Linked DNA regions of Homo sapiens: region 2 is linked to region 1. Evidence: chromatin loops called from intact Hi-C (ENCODE). Cell type or tissue: mucosa of descending colon. All regions are shown on one strand. Each heading gives the region's core, and the rest is flanking DNA. Links, peaks and the distances in the headings are about the cores only.

The links. Hi-C counts contacts between places; a loop is a spot of excess contacts. Peaks named below come from ENCODE experiments on the same cell type or tissue, not always from the same donor. Only the 100,000 strongest peaks of a DNase experiment are listed, where the experiment ranks them.
Region 2: it touches region 1 in a loop (3-fold over the local background); 3 of 110 quality-filtered maps call a loop at or near these places.

The regions. Positions count from the first base shown.
Region 1 is chr9:18,204,285-18,214,350 of GRCh38, forward strand. It overlaps a transcript of ADAMTSL1 not described here. Among named protein-coding and RNA genes, the nearest start is that of ADAMTSL1, 260 kb to the right of the region's middle. In mucosa of descending colon, for the core only: a CTCF peak has its summit at 4,077 (motif pointing left); no DNase peak of the experiment used is centred there.
Region 2 is chr9:18,070,526-18,080,591 of GRCh38, forward strand. It overlaps a transcript of ADAMTSL1 not described here. Among named protein-coding and RNA genes, the nearest start is that of ADAMTSL1, 400 kb to the right of the region's middle. RefSeq lists an enhancer at 493-1,692. In mucosa of descending colon, for the core only: no CTCF peak of the experiment used is centred there; a DNase peak (open chromatin) is centred at 5,216.

The sequences.
Region 1 (10,066 bases), core at 857-8,856:
GAGTGAATTTCTCATGAAATCTGATGGTTATATAGGTGGCTCTTTCCCCTTCACTTGGCACTTCTCCTTCCTGCCACCTTGTGAAGAAGGTGCCTTACTTCCACTTTGCCTTCCACCATGATTGTAAGTTTCTTGAGGCCTCTCCAGCCATGCTGAACTGTGAGTCTATTAAAGCTCTTTCCCTTATAAATTACCCAGTCTTGGGCAGTTCTTCATAGTAGTATGAAAACATACTAATACAGTGATAGATATAGTATGCACTTGAGAAATTTGAGAAGTCCAGTGACTTTCATGCCCAGCATGTTTATTGACACAGGTTGGTAAGACCCCTAAACCACCCTGCTCACTATAATACCAAACAAAAAAGTTCCTTCAATCATCTGAAGACTGGTTGCCAGCAGCCTTATAGTGTTCAGAATGATGTGTGTGAGTTTAACCAGAAATTTACAAGGGAGGGGAATCTATTGGCTATAGTCAATTAGAGGCTATCCAAAGGCAGCAATCTGGTTGCCCTGGGCAATAACTGTAATGTAAGATTTGAGAAGGTGCATCTACTCAGACCTGTTTGTTTGTTCTAGAATAAGCTTTTGAAAACATCTTTGTTCATTTATATCCACTGTATTATGGCATTCGTAGGGAGTAATACATTTGATTGAGTTGATTTTAGAGTTGGGCATTACAACAGACAAAATGCCACCAGTGCTATCATACCAAAATAATCTTTCTCAAGGTCTCACAATCTGAGGAAGAGTGGAACCAAATCCACAGTGGTGGAGCCACCAGGATAAGTTCTGGACATGCCTTGTGTCTCCTATCAAGGCTCTCTTCCAAGCAGAAACCAAGCTCAACCTATTTTATTAATGAGATCTGACAGAATTATTGCCTAGGGTGGCACATACACATTGATTTTACTATGTTAAAACAATTAAAAAGCCATCAAAAGACTTTTAGCATGACTCATAATTATATACACTATAATGCTCTTAGAAATAGTTTACCAATTTAATTGAATTCTAAGAGAAGAGAAGATCTAAGAGAAGTGAAAATGAAAATACACAATAACATCTTAGGATATGATTTTATAATTCCCAGAATTTGCATTTCCAAGACAAACTTATCTTTTATGGTTATCATTACTTTAAAATAAATACAGTAATGGATTTATGTTCTCCCTTTGTTTTGAGTAAATCTGGGAAAAAAAAACGAAAAGTTTTAATGTTTCTTATTATCTCTACTGAGCTTAATTATATTGTTAACCTTGAGAAAACTGACACACAGAGGGTCAGGGAACATGATCAAGGTTCCACAGGCGAAAAGCAAGCTAGGTCTCTCTGGTTCCAAAAACCTATGCTCTTCCTGTACTTCATGATGTTCTCTCCTGTGAATTCATTCATATTTCCTGGAGCAAGAAGATACTAGTATTCTCTCCCAAACTCATAGTCTCATGAGATTTAGGTTAAAGAGGCTTCTTCATAAAAGCCACGTACGGCCAGGCACGGTGGCTCATGCCTGTAATCCCAAGACGTTGTGAGGCTGAGGTGAGTGGATCACCTGAGGTCAGGAGTTCGAGACCAGCCTGGGCAACATGGTGAAACCCCATCTCTACTAAAAATACAAAAATTAGCCAGGCATGATGGCATGCGCCTGTAATCCCAGCTACTTGGGAGGCTGAGGCAGGGGAATCACTTGAAACCGGGAGACAGAGTTTGCAGTGAGCTGAGATCACGTCATTGCACCTCACCCTGGGCAACAAAGTGAGACTCCATCTCAAAAAAAAAAAAAAAAAAAAAAAAAAAAAAAAGCAGCCAAGAACCTAAATTTTGACATGGAAAATTCCCATCATGAGTTTTATGTTATCTTATTTTTCAATATGGATCATCTTTTCATTGCAGAAGCCCAAAGTTGGAACTTCCAGCGAGGAAGGTGTTCCTTAGAAGCTGATGTATTTTTTTGTGTGTGTGTCCTTGTTCCTTGCCTTCTTTGATTTGAGGAATTTGCCAGGTACACTATTTGATTTATATTCTTAGAGCAGTACATGTGATTGACGTGGAGCCCAGGGAGCTGGGTGTACTAGAGCAGCATGTCTGCTGCTCCCAGGTCCTGCGTTGCCCTCTCCCTATCTCAAATTTCCTTCACTCCTTTCTCTTTAATGAAGCTATCAGCAAAAACCTTCTTTTTTGTTCTCTATTGACTTCATTGAGTTCTCATGACCCCTACTGTGTGTTACTATTATAGTTTCTAATTATTTTATGCTGTGTCCCTCTCATCTTCACACTCCTGAAACACTGAGCAGACTTCTAGCCCTACATTAACCAGATCATGTCAAAATTATGTTACCACATCATTTTAAGCTCTCTGTAAGCTGTTTTATCCTTTCTCTATCTTTTAGGACTTAAAAAAATATTTGTTGATGCTTCTTTGAGAATATGAATTCCTTATAAACAGAAGTCATAATTACTTATTTTGCGTTCCTGACTTTTTCTTAGCTAGTACTTGGCCGTGGAGTTGATCCCTAAATTATCTAGAAATCTCTTGACCCGGACAGAATTGAAATCTGTCTCCTACGTGACCAGCAAGCAAGGAAAGAAAGTGGAGTGGGCTTGGCACGGTGGCTCACATCTGCTAATCCCAGCACTTTGAGAGGCCGAGGTGGGTGAATCACCTGAGGTCAGGAGTTTGAGATCAGCCTGGCCAACATGGTGAAACCCCGTCTCTACTAAAAATACAAAAATTAGCTGGGCGTCGTGGTGCATGCCTGTAATCCCAGCTACTCAGGAGGCTCAGGTAGGAGAATCGCTGGAACCTGGGAGGCAGAGATTGCAGTGAGCTGAGATCCCACCATTGTACTCCAGCCTGGGTGATAAGAGTGAAACTCCATCTCAAAGAAAAAAAAGAAAAAAGAAAGTGGAGTAAATGGAAGGGAAAGGAAGAAGGTAGGAATGAGAGAGAGGAAAAAGGAAGAGAGGAAAGAAGAAAAGAATAAAAGATTACAAGAATATTATAATGGCAATAGCTAACAATTATTGGGCACTTGTGTGATTTGTCAGACAGTACGTCTTATAATATGGTATCTCATTTCATGCTCTCAAAAAACCCTAAGCCTTAGGTTCAGTAACTTGCCTAAAATCACCCATCCAGTTAGTGACCAAACTGGGATTATAACTCAAGTCTACTGGCTAATCAATGGTGCTTGGTCAAATAGTTAGGTACAACTCATTTTAACAATAACTAATATGTTTAAATATGCATCAGACTGAAGTCCTGCATAATTTTAACATTGCATGATTCTCCTACAATAGAAGATAAGAAGTTAAACTCTTTAATGCAGATGAAAAGGTGAATCCATGGTCCGATGCTAGTCATTTTAGGCGCCCTTGTAACATGCGGTTCATATGTTAACTTTCGACGTGGCCTCATCTCTACTTTCTATTTTCTGTTTTTCAACCTCTTGGAAAATTTTTATTTGGTTTATGTATTTGTATAAGCGGGTCTCAGGTCCTTTTGAAACAATACAGAGTGTTAAAAAAGAAAGCAAGATAGGATAAATAATTATTGCACAATTTAGTCCTAAGAGGATATAAATATAGAGTACTAAAAAAAAACAAGATAGAATAAGTAAATATTGCATGATTTGGCTCTAGAGAGAAGCACTGTCTTGTATGTCAGGAGCGTAGGTTTTGGAAGTTCACAGACAGCACCTGGGAACCAGGTGAATGTCAGTTTTACCACTTGCTGTGTGTCTTTGGATAAACTGATGAACCACTCAGAGTCTCAGGTTTTCTTGCCTATGAAATGGAGACAGTGATGTACATTTTGTTAGGGGTACAAAAATAGTTGAAAACGCTTAGTCCAGTATCTTACATCTAGTAGGTGCTCACTAAGTGGCAGCTGCTATTATTTACAATAAATAAAAATAGAAAGGAATGTAACTCCTTGAAATATAACATGTACTTATTATCCCAGGTTAGAAAGAGGCTATGAGTCCCAAGTGGCAGTTTCTCTGTGTCTTTGGATAGGAAGCTGTGAAATTGCTCAACAAAATAAACACAAGGGAACTTTCTGACCCCTGGTGGCAGGATTCCTGAGGCGAGTCTGGGCATTGATGCTGGGAAATTCTTACTGAAGTTTGTGAGTTGCACCTGCAGCCCATGGATCATCAGATACACGGCAACCAATGAGTGTCCAAGCAGTCATCTGGGTCCTCAGGGCAAATGTCTTACTTTGCTAAGCTGAGATTAGAAGAAATTGATTTTACTTGGAAGACACCAGGCACAGTTTTAAGCGCTTCATAAATATTTTAGTCCTTATGACAATGCTATCAGTTAGGGGATATTATTATCCCCAATTTGAGGATAGTGAACCAGGCATAGAGGGGATAAGTGATCTGACTGAGAGCACATAGCCAGCAAGTGTGGAGTTGGGACTGTATCCCAGGCAGTGTGGACTTTTTTATTGCAATAATGAAGAAAATATCATAATAATATTTGTTTGACTTGAATGAGTTATGTTAGAGGATAAAACAGGAAAACTGGAAAGGACAGACCTTGATTAATGTTTAACTTTACCTATGCCTCTTTCTGGTTCTGTGGCCACAAACCAGACTTCTAAACTTGATTACCTCATCTATGAAATAGACATCATTGAACCTTGATTTTCTTATCTACAAAATGGGGAAAACAATGAATGACTTCACAGGGGTTTTATGAATATGCTCAAAGATGCTTGTGGATTGTGACATGCTATATAAAGGAAAATATTATTTACCATTTGTAATTTAGGTTTACAGTATGCCAAGATATGTGTCTGTGTGTGTGTGTCTGCGTGTTGTGAATTCAAATCTGCATTGTATAAATTTGCAAGAACATTATACAAGTGTTTTTTTGTCTTTCTGAAATGTTTGTTATATGTTTTGCTTACAGTTGAAAAAAATGTTTGAGACAAAAATGCACATAAAAATTACGTCAGACTTGTTTGTGATGGCTGAAAGAACCCATTTGGGTTTATTATTATGCATTATGTCATCATTAGAACCTTCACTATTGTTCTGGTGAATATGGCACATTTATGCATTTAACTTAACTCTGGGATGTGTAGTAAAATGCCTTTTTGTTATCGAATCAGTACCTATCACCCAGAGCTATGTGAACACTCATTGGAGACCTATTATAAATATTTAGACCATGGAACCAAAACGCAAACCCTGCCTAAACTCTGTGTCTAGATTTAGTAAATGGAGCTTAATTTTATAAAGCTAAAGGGAGGTCCCGATAAACTTAATTCTTGACTCTAAGTAAACCACCTGAATTCAGTTTAATTATCATAGCTTTTCTAATTAACAGGTTGATGATCTTTAAGAAATGCAAGTTTTAGCCTTGCTGATTTACTTTTTCTGATTGAAAGATACCCTTATTCATGTAAACACACCTCCAACTAATTTTTGCTGGGTAACACTTACTTCTCTCCTGATTATTTCCTCTTTGTTCTGTTTGAGTGACATCATAGTGGATAATTCATTTTGTTAATTGGTGACTTTGGTGGGAATTGAGTAGTACCTATACCAGCTTGCCTGTAGACAGTGAAAAATCATAACTGTTCTCTGGATCTACCTGTGTCAGATTATCTAGGCTGAGGATCTCAACAATAGATGTGCCTTGCCAGTACAGAATGCATGGAATAAGCACATTATTTCCCATATGTTATATGTATGTTTATGTCTCTGTTTAAAACAAAGTCTGCTTTATAAGTGGGCTACATTGCTATCTCATGTTTACCTTATAAAATGACCTTTGTTTCTGATGCCTTCCTTTTCTTTCCTTCACCAGCCTCTTTCTCTTAACATAATCACAACCAGGTAATGTCAGTCCCCAAGAGAATGAGCACATACATAGACTTTCCAGCTAATACTCCATTTTCTTTCTTTCCTTTCTCTTTCCCTCCAAATATAAAGTATAAATATAAAATATAAAACATGTCAGAGTTTTTAATTAATACTTTAATTAAAATTTTAACTCATTCATTAAAATTTTAATTAATTCATTAATAAGAACAACTTTTAACATATTACAACTAGCTTTAAATAGAAGTCAAAGAACACACACATATACGCTAATATTATATATTATTATATATGATATATATTAATAAATATATTATGTATGATATATTAATAAATATATATTAATTATATATGATATATAAATAAATATATATTAATTATATATGATATATATTAATAAATATATATATTAATTAATATTACCAGGAATGCTAAGATGGATTTGTTAGTAGATGAAAAAAATTATTAATATTCCTATGACAATAATCATTGCATATTCACCAAGATTCACTTGCATTTCTGTGGATAAGAATCATTGGCATTACTGTCAGTTTTCTATAACTTACAGGGTGGTAAAACAGCTCAAAGGCAACGAACAGCTCTGGCAGCTTAGAAGGGTATACTAGGCAGGACACCAGTAATTTTTTTTTTTGCCTATCTTAAAGTCTTTCACAATATCTCCTGATGCTCTTTTCTTTAAATAGTAATTGAGTGCCTGGCCAGGTATTATGCAGTAATCAACCACAGAAGTAAAATTTGTCACCATAGAGTTTAAAGGCTGTCTAGAGACAGAGACATTAGAGAAACACACAAACAAATGTATAGTTACACATTGTGATAAGTTCTATTAAAAAAAAAAAGGTGACAGAGGAGAGAAGCGACAAGGTGGGTCTGAGGAAGTGATATTTAAGCCATATTTAGGATGAGCCACAGCTGGCTGGACAAAGAGAGTCCCTAGACGACCTCTCTAACCCTGGAGCACTATTTAATGGTCCCAAATTTTTAAACACTCCTAATTTATTTTCTATCTCCTTTTCCCAAAAGCAATACACAGTCGCCAGTTTTCACACTTGCCAATTCCACTTTAAGAATGGTTTTAACTTTTTAACTCCATGGCTCTTTTTGTTAACTTCTAGGTCAGTGTTCTTTCAAAAATTTTGTGATCGTGACCACCCAAACAGTAAGAAATACAATGGCCCCCCTCCATTTTTTCCCTATTCCATTTCATTCTACAGATGTGAGTCTCAAGACCCATTTAATTTCATAAACCAAATGAACAGCCACCTACAATTTGAAAACCATTGTTCTAAAACAAAAATTTTATCTGTTTATTTTTGTATCTCTGTTATAGGATTTCTTGTTTAAAAACAGCAAACAAAACAAAAAACCTCTCTAGGACTCTCTTCTGAGCTCTGTCCTCTACTTCAGGGACTGAAAATCTTCTGCTGACAGACCACATGTCCCCACTCAGCCAAATTGACATCTGTGGGGAAGTACCTAAATCAATATCCAATGTGCCTTCAGTTGCAAAAATGTGGCAATCCCTTAAAAATCCTTCTTTTATTTTAGAAGAGAATTTCACCGTCCCTTCAGCATCTGAAGCTAAAGATACCTTCCATGTAATTTTATATTTATCTGTTTCCTTTACAAAACTTTGCACTTTACAAGTATTGCTTCAAATGTTCCATTGAAAATCAGATAGTGAAACTTACACATTCCCAAAGCAAAAATGTTGGAAATGTTTTTTACATTCTTAGGCCAGCCCTCAACAACCCAGTTAAGCTACAAACTGTGGGACTTCAAGTGCCCCTGTTTTCATGACAGTGTTTCTGCAGGAAGTGCATTTTGATTTTGACTTAGTATGCCAGGAATGAAAGTCTCATTCAAGGACAGAACCTGGGACTCTCCTAGGGTTGTATGAAAAGCAGTTAAGAGAAGAAACAAGTCCACTGTGACCAGATTTAGGCACCAGAAAAAATTCTGGAACCAAATCTGGACAAGGTGTGTGTATTAACGTGTATGTATTTGAGTCTTGCGCCCATGTTTAATCTACCAGTTCCTGAAAAAAAGGAAGACTTACTCCTGGTCCCCTTGAAGAAGACTGATTGCTTTGGGTTGATTGAACAGCAAACTCAAAGTCTCTGTGGTAGGAGGAAGATTGACGTGTTTATGAACTTTATGACCATGTTTGACCTCCTGGGCCAATGTTTCTTGTGTGACATGACAAAATTCCAAGTGTGTCCATAATTTTAAACACTGAAAAGGCTTAGGATAGATTATGTTCAGCAAATGTATTTATGACTAGTTTGATTTGACCAAACATATAAATGAAACAACTTCATAGAAAAAGTAATATTTTACTTGTCACTATGTCAAACAGCCAGATCTGTAGTGCTGGTCTTGGAGAAGACTGGATTGGCCAGGCTGAAGTGTAGTTTTAAAAGTTGTTGTTGTAATCACCAGTAAAATCCTATCTTTGCAATTGCATGTGCAATTGCAAATCCATATGCAAATTGATGTTGGGCCGTTGTAAAAATGTATACATTTCAAAAGTATGAGAGGCTACTACATCATAGCTTTCCCACAATGTGTAGTTAGAGTTTGAGTTGTCTTCCATTCAAAGGGAAGACAACTTCTAGCTCTAGGGTGCCTTTTGCCTTTTTGGTGTGGACGATAACCCTTAGGTCACACTGAGACTAGGTAAGATGTGCTTCAACATTCCCCACAAATTTTTTCCCCACAATGGTCATAAGATTGTAAAGATTTGGGAGAGAACAACACCTGAAAGTCTTATTTTAATTTTACCTTTTGAATAGAATTTGCAGTTCATTGTCCTAAATGCAAATTACTAGCATTTTGAGATGTGATTTATAATGGGAACTTCTATCTTTAGCCGTTAGTGTATTGAACATCAACTCAGCCTGACTTAATGCAAGACTTGACCATTTTATTTTTTGGCAGAAATTCTCATGAACGCTCACACCAAAAATTCACTTACCACATGACTTGAAAGAAAGAAACTGTAAGCTACAAGCTCTGCTCTTCCCTCTTTCCCCTCCTTGGAATTTATTTAATATCTTTTTCACCTGATTGGATGGTACACTATTAAACTGCTAAAGCCAGTGAGATTCTTGTTCTTTCCCCTTTTGTATTCAGGGAAAACATATTTGTAGGATCACGCTCTTGATTCATTGGAACTGTGATGATAACGGACATTTTCAGGGATTGAATTGGTGTTGGTATCCTTCGGAGAACAAAACACTGTGTTCCTGGGTGAGAAGACAGTCCTAAGTTGCAAACTCCCAGCGCCCTCTAGTGTTGTTTTCCGTTAGAACTTAGTGAGAAGCTAAACTTTTGCCTTTGAGATGATGCTGAAAAGGTGATTGAGCCTGGGACTAGGTATTAGTGAGCTCACACTAAAGCATAAAGGTGTCTTTTTGTTTTCTGTTACTTCATAACTGTAACTAGAAAATGAGGACGTTCTGTGCTGCTGTTTCAGAAATCTATTTCTTTGATATATCTCTATAGGGAATTGACGGTTTTCAAGATAGCACATACGGAAACCTCAGAGATAGAGGAAGTTGTACCTGAGAGATCTGAGACAGAATCTGAGTCCAAATAATTTTTTTTTGTCCTTGAGACAGAGTCTCGCTCTGTCGCCCAGGCTGGAGTGCAGTGGTGCGATCTCGGTTCACTGCAACTTCCACTTCCCTGGTTCAAGCAATTCCCCTGCCTCAGCCTCCCGAGTAGCTGGGATTACACGCCTGGCTTGCTTGCTTATTTATTTATTTATTTTAGTAGAGATGGGGTTTCACCATGTTGGCCAGGCTGGTCTCGAACTCCTGACCTCAGGCAATCTACCCGCCTGGGCCTCCCAAAGTGCTGGGATTACAGGCATGAGCCACCGCCCCTCGCCCAAAGAAATTTAATTGTAATTTTAAAATTTTACGTATTTAGTGTATTTTTGTTGTAAGAACAAAGTCAACTCTTAGTGATCTGTAGGCTTATTTTTCATGGTCAAGTTATCACCTGTATTTTCTTCTCTTTCTAACAGCAGTATTCCTCTTTTCTCTCCATCAATAAACCCAGAATTACATTTAGAAAATATATTTTAAAAGTTTTTAAATTAGATAAGCATAGTTATAGTACATGTTATCATAAAATCTCTTCGAAATTCAAATACAGTTTATTTTCAAGTAGCTTATTTGAAGTTATGTAGTGTGTTTGTTA
Region 2 (10,066 bases), core at 987-8,986, 130 kb before region 1:
AGGATGCAAATTTGAGGAAGCGTTTTGCACAATAAGTTTTGCTTTTTATTTTAAGAAGGGAAAGATTTCGGTATTCTAGTAAGCTTGAACTAAATGGCCCAGCTGTGAGGGAGAATCTGAAGATAAAATCTTGGGAAATGATAAGAAAGCAAAGCCCCTTGGGAGAAGGAGTCTTATAGCCAAACCAGAAGCCATGGAATTCATTGTGGCCAAATGTAAAGAGCGGGGCTAGATAGACAGAAGAGAGGAGGATGGGATGGTGTGGAGATGATGCAGGATGGGCTGCTGAACAGCATAGAAGGACTGCACACTCATCCCCACCCCGATGATCTGATACTCTGCACAGCTAGTGGCATCAAATATGTGAATGTTGTCCAGCAGCACTTGGCAGCCCAGGTCTAGGGGCAGAGAAGAAACATTGGGTGTTGGTTTAGGATCAGGTTCATGCTTGAACTGTAGACTCAGGGCTAGACAGGACTAGAAGGAAAGCAAAGCAAGAAAAAACAGGGAGGGGTCAGGGGACTAAGGATCTGGATGAGGTCAAAGATCAAGAATATATGGAGAAAGAAACAGAAGAGAGAGGAGATTGCTGTCGGGGTTTAAGTTTTGAGATGAGCATTCTGTGACAGAGCCACTGTGGGGGACGGCATGTCCCCAAGTTGACAATAGTCCCATGAAAACTGGTGAGCAGGCTCTAGAACTATAACTTTTTTGTTTGTTGTCAGATGTTTTTGGTTCAAAAAAATTAAAGGTTTGGTCACTTCAGAGCATATCTATGGGAGTGCTTTAGAATTTGTCCAGAACACCAAAAATAAGTGTGTGTGTCTGTCTGTTCCTTATTCTATCAAGATACTTGGAACAACAGGGGTTCCTGCCTTGTATAAAAGGATCTCCATGGTGAAGAAATAGTTAAAGGAACCGGAGTTCAGAATTCAGTTAAAAGATTAGTAAGTGGTTATGTTATTGTTCCAAATTCTCAAATGTGAAAAATACTTTGTAAATTACTAGACTATAACAATGCTAGGAATGCTAATATACTCAGAGGGTAGGAATGATAAATCTAGTGTCAGGTACAAGTGAAGTGACATTTTCAAATGGCCCTCTGCTTTTATCCATGTACCTAGCAGAGCCCAAGTGAAGCCCAGGAAGGGAGTGTGTCCTCTATAGAGATTTCTCTGTATCAGGACGTTTCCTCGAAAGTAGGAGATAAGTGCTGAAGCACGTGCCCATACCTCAGAGTACAGCCGGTGAATTATTTGATGCGTTGTGTGTTCCAGGATGACTCAATCTGGGGAGCTTGGAAGTCACTGCTGGAGAGATATTGTGAAGGGTGCTGAATGATGATATTCATCAGCCGCACTTCCTGTGTGTCCCTTGCTAGAACATGATCCTCAGTTTCATCTCCATTAGAGAGAAAATACTCTGAGTTCTGTTTTAATATAGAACAAGCTTAATGGTTCCAAGCTCTTGACAGTGCCAGAACCTTTCTAAGGCTCTTAGCTGTCCCTGGCAACTGTTAGAACAAGAACATTGCCATTCGTATGTCCAAGCTTGCATTTTCCGGGTGGTCCAAAAGCCATGTGCCGTGGGGATCTTATTTTTGGATTGTATTTGTCGTTTTTCTTGTTTTTCAGGAAATGATAGTTGCAAAAGCAAAAATGGGCTGATTGAAGGCCTCTGTGAATATTTTTCATTACTTTCGATGGCAGCTGATGATTTTTAGGCTTCTTACCACTGTTATGCGAAACATGATTTTATGTGATGGCCTCATTGCTGAGGGTGCAGCAACAGGAATAAAACAAAGATGGCTGTCCAATGTGAGTCTTGGAAGAGCTATCCATGCCTGGAGAGTGCTACTCACCCTGCAGTATTGGATCATTTGCCTGCATCTTGTAGAGGCTTCTGAACTTATATTTGAGAAGCTGAGACCTGCAAATATTGACCTAGTCTTCAAACCAACACAGCTTGCTAGTATACTATGTGAACTGTGTGTACACATACACACACTCATGTGTTTTGTATTTTTGTTTTTGTTTTTAAAGTAGAGAATGTTATTTTCTATCTCACAAATAATGTTCCTTAAACACAGTTATCACCACAGGTTGATTATCTGCATATCTCTCAGAGACAACATTGTTCAGACAGAAAAAAGAAAATCTTGGACCACTTGTATGTTTTTATCCAGGCATTTTTGTAGGGCCCACTTCGTTTTGAAGGGTTGGTACTATTAGGCTGACAATTTTCATTGCCCACGGAGGGCGATGAAGAATAGTGGAGTTTTCCAGTTCATGCTATCAGGAACTGATGTGTAGAATTAGGCTTAGATAATATCCTTTGTCTTTTCCAAAGATGAGACGATATTTTTCCTTTCTAGTAAAGATTGTATTTGTTGTCCATTTGCAGCTTAGGGGAAGGATTAAGAATTTTTATGTACCGTCCAGTTTGATGTTTGTTGCCTATTTAGGAAGCGAGACAACGAAGCTGATATTTAGTTAGTTTCTCTTAGGGTAGATTAATAGTGTTGTCCTCACAGCGTTATCTTCATTAATGAAGAGCACTGAAGTTCATGACATTCTGAGAGGCCAGAACAGGCTCACCAGGCCTGCCACGTGTTTTCTCTTCATGCTAATTCCAGGATTACTTGTAATTCCTGGATTAAATATATTGTTTGTCAGCTCTTCAGAGTAACCCCCAAAGTGCATGACATACTGCAATTCATCACTTGAATTGTGGGCCCTGTGAGGAGAAGGCTGTGTGGAGCTGAGTGATTCAGCCTGTGTGAATGCCTAATGAAGATCCACATCTCAACTAGTTTTGTGCTTTCTACTTGATCGCATGGACTCCTGCAAAGAGCTGCTTTATAAATCCATCTAGGTGATATTTACAGAATTGTTAAGAAGATATCTAAAGGGGGCACAAGTATTTTTCATGTGTACTTTACACATTTACAGAGGAAATTACATGCCACAGTGGTGTTTGCACTTGGGGGATTGGTGAAGGCCTTTGGGTGGGGTCCATTGTGTATGTGCAGAAGCAACACAGCTCTGGAGAATCAGGACACAGTGTTTCTTAGTCTTTCTTGGGTGAAAATATGAACACTTTCACGTATAACTATATCATGTTATTGACATTTAAAAGATATGCATGCATTTTTTATAACCTTGGAACTGTTTTAAGATAGAAGACAACATGGTGTATTTAAGTGAGCTCTGGCAAGGGATTAAAAATAACAGATTCCAACTTCTAAATGACTGACCTTGAGGGTGTCACCCAACTTCAGCGGCCTTGGCAATGTCATGTGCTAAATGAGGTAGTCTTAGTTATAACTTCAGGATCTACTTGGGGAGTGGGACTTCTAAGTTAGAATTCTCAAGCCCTATTTTAGGCTAATTTGCTAAAGGTTGCTTCACACGGGAGGTTATCAGCCTGTTTCATGCCTTGTTGTAAAACTGATTTTTTTTTTTCGCATTGAAAAGGGAGGCAGTGCAGGAGGAAGTAGGCTTGTTTATTCAGTGAACGGTCTAATTTTGGGTTCATTTCTCATTTTTTGGAGCATCTAAGAACTCCTTACGCTTTGAGCATTGGGGACATGAGATTTAAAATCATGCCCCTGTGTTCTGGTGCAGGTCTGAGATGCCCACCAGCTGGCCCAGGCTGCATCTGCTTTAATGACAGGCAAGCCAGGCTTCCCTTTGGCTTGTAAACTACTTGCTCAGCTTCTGTGGTCATTTTCTTTCAAAAAACTATGAATGCAATGCAGGAAGCACCATCCAGATGTCTGTATGCTGCCAAAAGATGGAGTGCATAGAATGGAGATTCCTGCAAATAGGTGTGGAGCAGAGAAACGAAGAGTATGTTGTCTGTTCTCAGGTGACCCTGGAGGAAAGGACTCATTCCACTTTGGCCCTTTTTTGTTTGGCAGATTTATTCATTTCACCACACTGTGTTTTCTTTTCTTTTCTTTTCTTTTCTTTTCTTTTCTTTTCTTCTTTTCTTTTCTTTTCTTTTCTTCTCTCTTCTTTTCTCTTCTCTTTTCTTTTTTTTTTCTTCTTTCTTTTTTTGTTGTTGTTGTTATTGTTGTTGAGACGGAGTTTCACTCTCGTCACTCAGGCTGGAGTGCAATGGCATGATCTCTGCTTACTGCAATCTCTGCCTCCTGGGTTCAAGTGATTCTCCTGCCTCAGCCTCCCAAGTAGCTGGGATTACAGGCGCTTGCCACCAGGCCCAACTAATTTTTGTATTTTTAGTAGAGATGGGGTTACACCATGTTGGCCAGGCTTGTCTCAAACTCCTAACCTCAGGTGATCCACCTGCCTCAGCCTCCTGAAGTGCTGGGATTACAAGCGTGAGCCATGGTGCCCAGCCTCACCACATTGCATTTCCCCTCACTGGAAAGGGAATGCTGTCATCAGCCAGGCAGAACAAATTTATTGGAAATAAATGTACATTTCTTGTTTCTTTTATACCTATATTCCTTATTTATTTCCTTCTTTCCTGCCTTCCTGCTTCCCTCTTGCCCTCCCTCACTCTATCCTTCTCCTTTTCTCTCTCTTTCCTACACTCCTCACTTCCCTCTTTCCCTTCTTTTCATCTTTCCTTTATAAAACTTCTGTGAGGGGGAGGGAAAACCACTTTCCTTTGAGTCCTGATATGAATTTCTTTACTATAATGGTAATTGAAATTTGCATCATTTCTTACTTAGTCTAATAAGAATATTACAATAATGGTTATTAAATTTATTAAAACTTCTATAACATAAAGAAGTGTGTATGGTACACTTGTATGCATTTTTAAAAAGTGAAGTAGAAGTGAGGTCACAGTCAATGTGCAAAAGAGTTTTATCTGAGCAGAAAAAAGCCCTGGTAGTTTAACATGGGTGGGAGCCACAAGTACGTTGGGACTCACCCCACCCTATCCCACCCTTCTGAAGCTGTGTAGTTTGCGGACTATGTAATAAAATGGGGTTAATGTGTGTAGTTTGAAGTCAGTTTCAATATAAAAGTTTTATAAAAGTCAATTTCATTACTTTATAGCACACTAAAATCATTTAGTTTTGGCATATACCCTAGCTGACTGCAGTGATTTATCCAAGAAGAAAAACAGTTTCATTTCTAAAGGAAGAAAAGGCAAAGATCATAGCCAACATCGGAAAATGGATTAGGGAAAGAAAGTAACATCCTTGGCCCCAAGCCCACCCTGGGAGGGCTGTGTAACCCCAGAAGGAGGCCAAGGCTGAATTAGTGCTGACCCAGGCTTTGGGGCATTTCCAAGCTGAGTGTTGAACTAATACAGGGAAGTTCCTGCTGTGGGCAGACCTGTGCCTGTAAAAGGTGCTGAGTGAATATTTATTGATCAAGCTGTTAATTAAATACCAAGTCCCAAACCAGCATTCAATTTATTTGAATTCCAGAGGAAGTAGTGTAGTGTCAACACAAATAAACACTCACCTAAGTAATAGCATCTAAAACTGTTACACAATTTAAACATCACCTCAAGATGAATCCCTGATTCAAGAATGAGGATATTAGTTTTTCTCTTTTATTAGGTTCCTGTTTGGTTTCTCTAAACAATGTGCCAATGAATAATTGTGACTTCCTCAAATCCTTCCTAACCAAGATCTATTCCCGTGGTTTCACGTTTTATTTTGTTTCTTTTCTTTGTATGGATAGCTAAGCCCTAATAAAACTATTGCTCAACATGGGAAATATTGGAAATATTTTATGAAATTTAGGTCATTACCATGGTGCTGTGCTACCGGATTAATACATTCTTCTGCACATCTTACTGAGTTCCTTCTGTAGTCTAGGTATTGTCCTCCTCGTGAGGTGGACACAGGTAAATACCACTGATACAGTTCTTCCATTTAAGACACTTAAAACTTGTGGAAAAAGATCAGTGAGCAAACACATGCATGATCATAAGTGGCTATAAATGCTGTGGCAGAAATGATAAGGGCACAGTGACAAAAATAGTGCCTCCATGGGATAATGAGGAAAGGGGCTTCTCTAAGGAGCTGGACATTAGGAAGCTGTCTTGAGAAAGATAAAAAACACCTGAATGTGGTTATGAGTGCTTTGAGCATGTTCCATTCAGAGCAAATAGAATATTTGGAGACCTCTTAGGGGAATGTACAAGCAGCTAATGTTGGCCAGTGTGGCAATGTCATGTGAGCAGGGAACCACTGTTAACGGCTGGGAGACAGGATTTTGTTGAGTACATCGAGGGACTTATATGTGGAGAGGGGCTGGGCTATGTACATTATTGATACATATCAATAATGACTTGTGTTTTGATAACGTGTGGAGTGTGGCTTGGCAGAAAATAGGAGGAAAAATGGTGGTATTAAGGAGGCTTTTGCATTAGTTTAGGTGAACCATACAAGGTAGTAGAGATGACAAGAAATGGACCGATTGAATGTATACTTGGAATTACACGCTGTTAGATGGCTACGGAAGATAAAGAAAAAGGAAGGATACAGAATGACTCCCAGGTTCCTGGTGTCTTTAAACGTTGGCCACATTTACTGAGATGGGAAGAGTGAAAGAGAAGCAGTCTGGGAGGAGGAGGAGGAGGGTGGAGATTTATTGGTCTATTTTGGACCAGTGGAATTTCTCATGCCTGTGAAATATCCAAATGTAGGTATAAAATTAGTGATAGCATATAAAAGTCTGAATTTCCCAGGAGAAATTTGGCCTGGAAATATAATGTGGTAGTTATCACTATACAAATGGCATTTAAAGCTACACAAAGGCATATTTAACGTTGGAGGAAAGAGAGGGCAGAGAACAAAGATGCAGAGACCCAGAGGCAAGCCCTGGACTCCTCTCCCTTATTGAGTGTTCATGGAGAAGAGGAGGAGGTTGCAAAGGAGATGGAGAACAGCTAGAAACTAAGGTGGAAAATTGGGACAGAGTAATGGCATGGAAGTCAAGAAGGGAAAGTGTTTTGAGCTTAAAGAGGGACCTGTGATATTGAGAAAATGCATATCATGATTGATAAAAGGCCCCTTGGATTTAACAAGATAAGTTATCGGTGATCTCACTGAGAAGTTTCAAAGAAAGGAGTGGTGGTCAGAGGCCACACTGGAGTAGCTGAGAAGTAAATGGGAGCTGAAGGAAGGTAAACATCAAGTAAATGCTACTTGTGTGAGAAGTTGAATTGTGAACAAAATAAGAGAAATGGAAAAAGCTGCAGACTAACGTGGGGTCCAAGGAGGACTTTAAAAAAAATGCATATTTGTATGCTGATAGAATGGGTAAAAGAGAGAAACTGTTGAGGCAGGAGAAGGGGCTAATCGGAGGAAGATGAGAGAGATGGAGAGGGGCTAGCCTTTTATGCAGGAGTTGTCTTTGGATGTAAGAGAAGAAGATGCAGCCCATTTAGGAAGTTTCATGGGTGAGAAGTCAAGGCATCCCCATCTTGGCCTTTCTGGGGTCTCAACGAAGAAAGAGATATATTTGTCACCTAACAAGGACAGGGTGGGAAGGGATGGAGGAAGGAGAGTTGAACTGAGAGAGAAGATGTAAAAGTCATATAGGAGAATAGTGAGCAAACAAGCCTGCTACACAGATAAAAGTAGTAGCATTGCTGGGCTGTGTTGAGAGCCCATTTGGGGCTTGTGAGCACGGAGTTCAAGTGAAACCAGTTTAATCAGTACTTTAACAAGCATGACTCATGAGATAGAATAAAAATAAAACAATTTTTTTCTCCCATTGTGCCTTTTATAGTCGCGCAGTGGGGAAAGTTTTCTCTCTGCCACAGATAGAAAATTCTGGGCTGTCCCTACGCCTCCTAGGAAATAGAGGTTCCTGAAGTTATAGTTAGCTGAAAAAAATCTAGACTCAGAAATACAAATGTTGAGTTTCTACATTTCATCACTATTTTTCTGCATTCAAAAATAAGCCTTTCTTCCCCTACCCCACAGCTCCTGTGTGTCTGTTCTTAGTCAGAGTTTCGCTGACTAACTTTCAGGCTCATCCAGGGTTGTGCTCAGGGAGAGAGGAGAGGAAAGAGGAACAGAAGGTTTCTGCTCAACAGATACACTTGGAAAATAGATATTTCTTTGGTCCTGGTGTATATTTAAAGCTGTATCACTTTCTCGTGAGTATTTTTGTGGTTTTTTCTAGACTTCTCTTCTAAGCCCCTCCAATCGTAACCCCTAGGATGTAGGCATATTCTGTTTCTCTGGTTACCACTCCCTTCTCAGCTCCTAGATTTCCAGAAGCCCAGTCCACCCATATTCTCTCTGCAGGGAATCCATTGCCTTCCCAGTTGGTTTGTACAACTACAAGCCCCTGGACCCTCAAAAAAAGGCAATGGAGCTGTCTTCAGTATGGCCCATCTCTGGCATCAAGAAACAATCATGATGCTGCCTTTGCTCTTAGGAATTACGGAGTAGTGGATTCCAGGCAGCGACCTCTCCTTGGCTCCCATATCAGAGTAGTTTATCAGCCTGTCTATCTCAAGGTTCCCCAGGCAGGGGTCAGAACCTGTATCTGTGGAACCTCCATCCAGAGGTGTGCTGTACTGAACGCTGAGTGGCCCCATAGATGCAGCCCTCATTAGGGTTGACTCAAGAGGGCAGGTATCCCCAGATATCCTTTCCTTTGATGGTGGGTACTAGGCTCATTGTCTAGCAGTTCTCACCCCAAAAATCCTTCTTTTCTCAAAATGTATTCTCAGTCTTTTACTCTCATCCTCGTAAAGAAGGGTTTTTAAATCTCATAAAGTAATTTACACTCTTTTTGAAGATTTATATTCTGGTTACCACTTCACATTGGGATTTCACTGCTATCGCATCTTGATACCTCAAGTCGAAAGTTTCCATTTAATATCCTTTTAACTTCTTTAATTTTTTTAAAGCAACCATTGGGCTGGGCACAGTGGCTCACACCTGTAATCCCAGCACTTTGGGAGGCCGAGGTGGGCGGATCACGAGGTCAGGAGACAGATTGAGACCATCCTGGCTAACACGGTGAAACCCCGTCTCTACTAAAACACAGAAAAATTAGCCGGGCATGGTGGTGCACGCCTGTAGTCCCAGCTACTTGGGAGGCTGAGGCAGGAGAATGGCGTTAACCCACGAGCTGGAGCTTGCAGTGAGCCGAGATCGCACCACTGCACTCCAGTCTGGGAGACAGAGCGAGACTCTGTCTCAAAATAAATAAATAAATAAATAAATAAATAAATAAATAAATAAATAAAATAAAAAATAAAAAGCAACCATTGGTACATGTCTGAAGAGTACCATGGTGGAAAGCATCCAGATTTATTTTTTTTCTGGCAAGTCTTACAGGCACATGAGGTTGGAAGTGTTCCTAAAGGGGTGATTTTGTTGAGGGACTTCAGAATCCCAGCTGGACAAAAAGAAGAACTGAAGACAGGCAACAACTGGTGGATAGTGAGGAAGTGTGTGGGATGAAGGCCACATGCTGTTGAAGAATTGTGGGAGTGCTTGACCAGGTGAGCTGAACAAAGAGGAAATGGTGGTTAGACTAGATTGTGTACTGATGATGACAAGGGTCCAAGTGTTACCATAGGAGAGCCTGGCAGAGGCAGAATGGAGGAAGAGGTAATGGGAGGTCAAGGAGTGAGAAGCCAAAGTGATGGATAGCTCATATTCTGTGCAAATGCAGATTAAGCTGGAAATAGATGAGAGGACTGAACCAGAAGGAAAAGTCCTCAGTGAACAAAGAGTAGTGATCACAAAGTTGGTAGAAACACCAAAGACATATAAGGTAGAGATATAAGGTAAGGTATTTGGATGGTGTCAGACTCAGAGGAGCGGTGGTTTTTGTAAGACTGAGGCAGAAGGATGGTACAGAAGTGGAAAGGGTGAGCTAGGAGGATACCTACAAGATGCCTCTGAGCAAAATCTTAAGATAGCATTGTGCATTAGGAGTTGTGATTCTATCTCCTTTTCTTAGAACGGATGCACAATATCAGAGAAAAAGGTACTTGTGCTAGAAAGGGTATGGACAGCAGCCAGGAAACCAGATTATTACGTATTATGTTGTCTCTACAAAAAACTGGCTCTGCGATCTGGGATAAGTCACTTAGCCCTGAA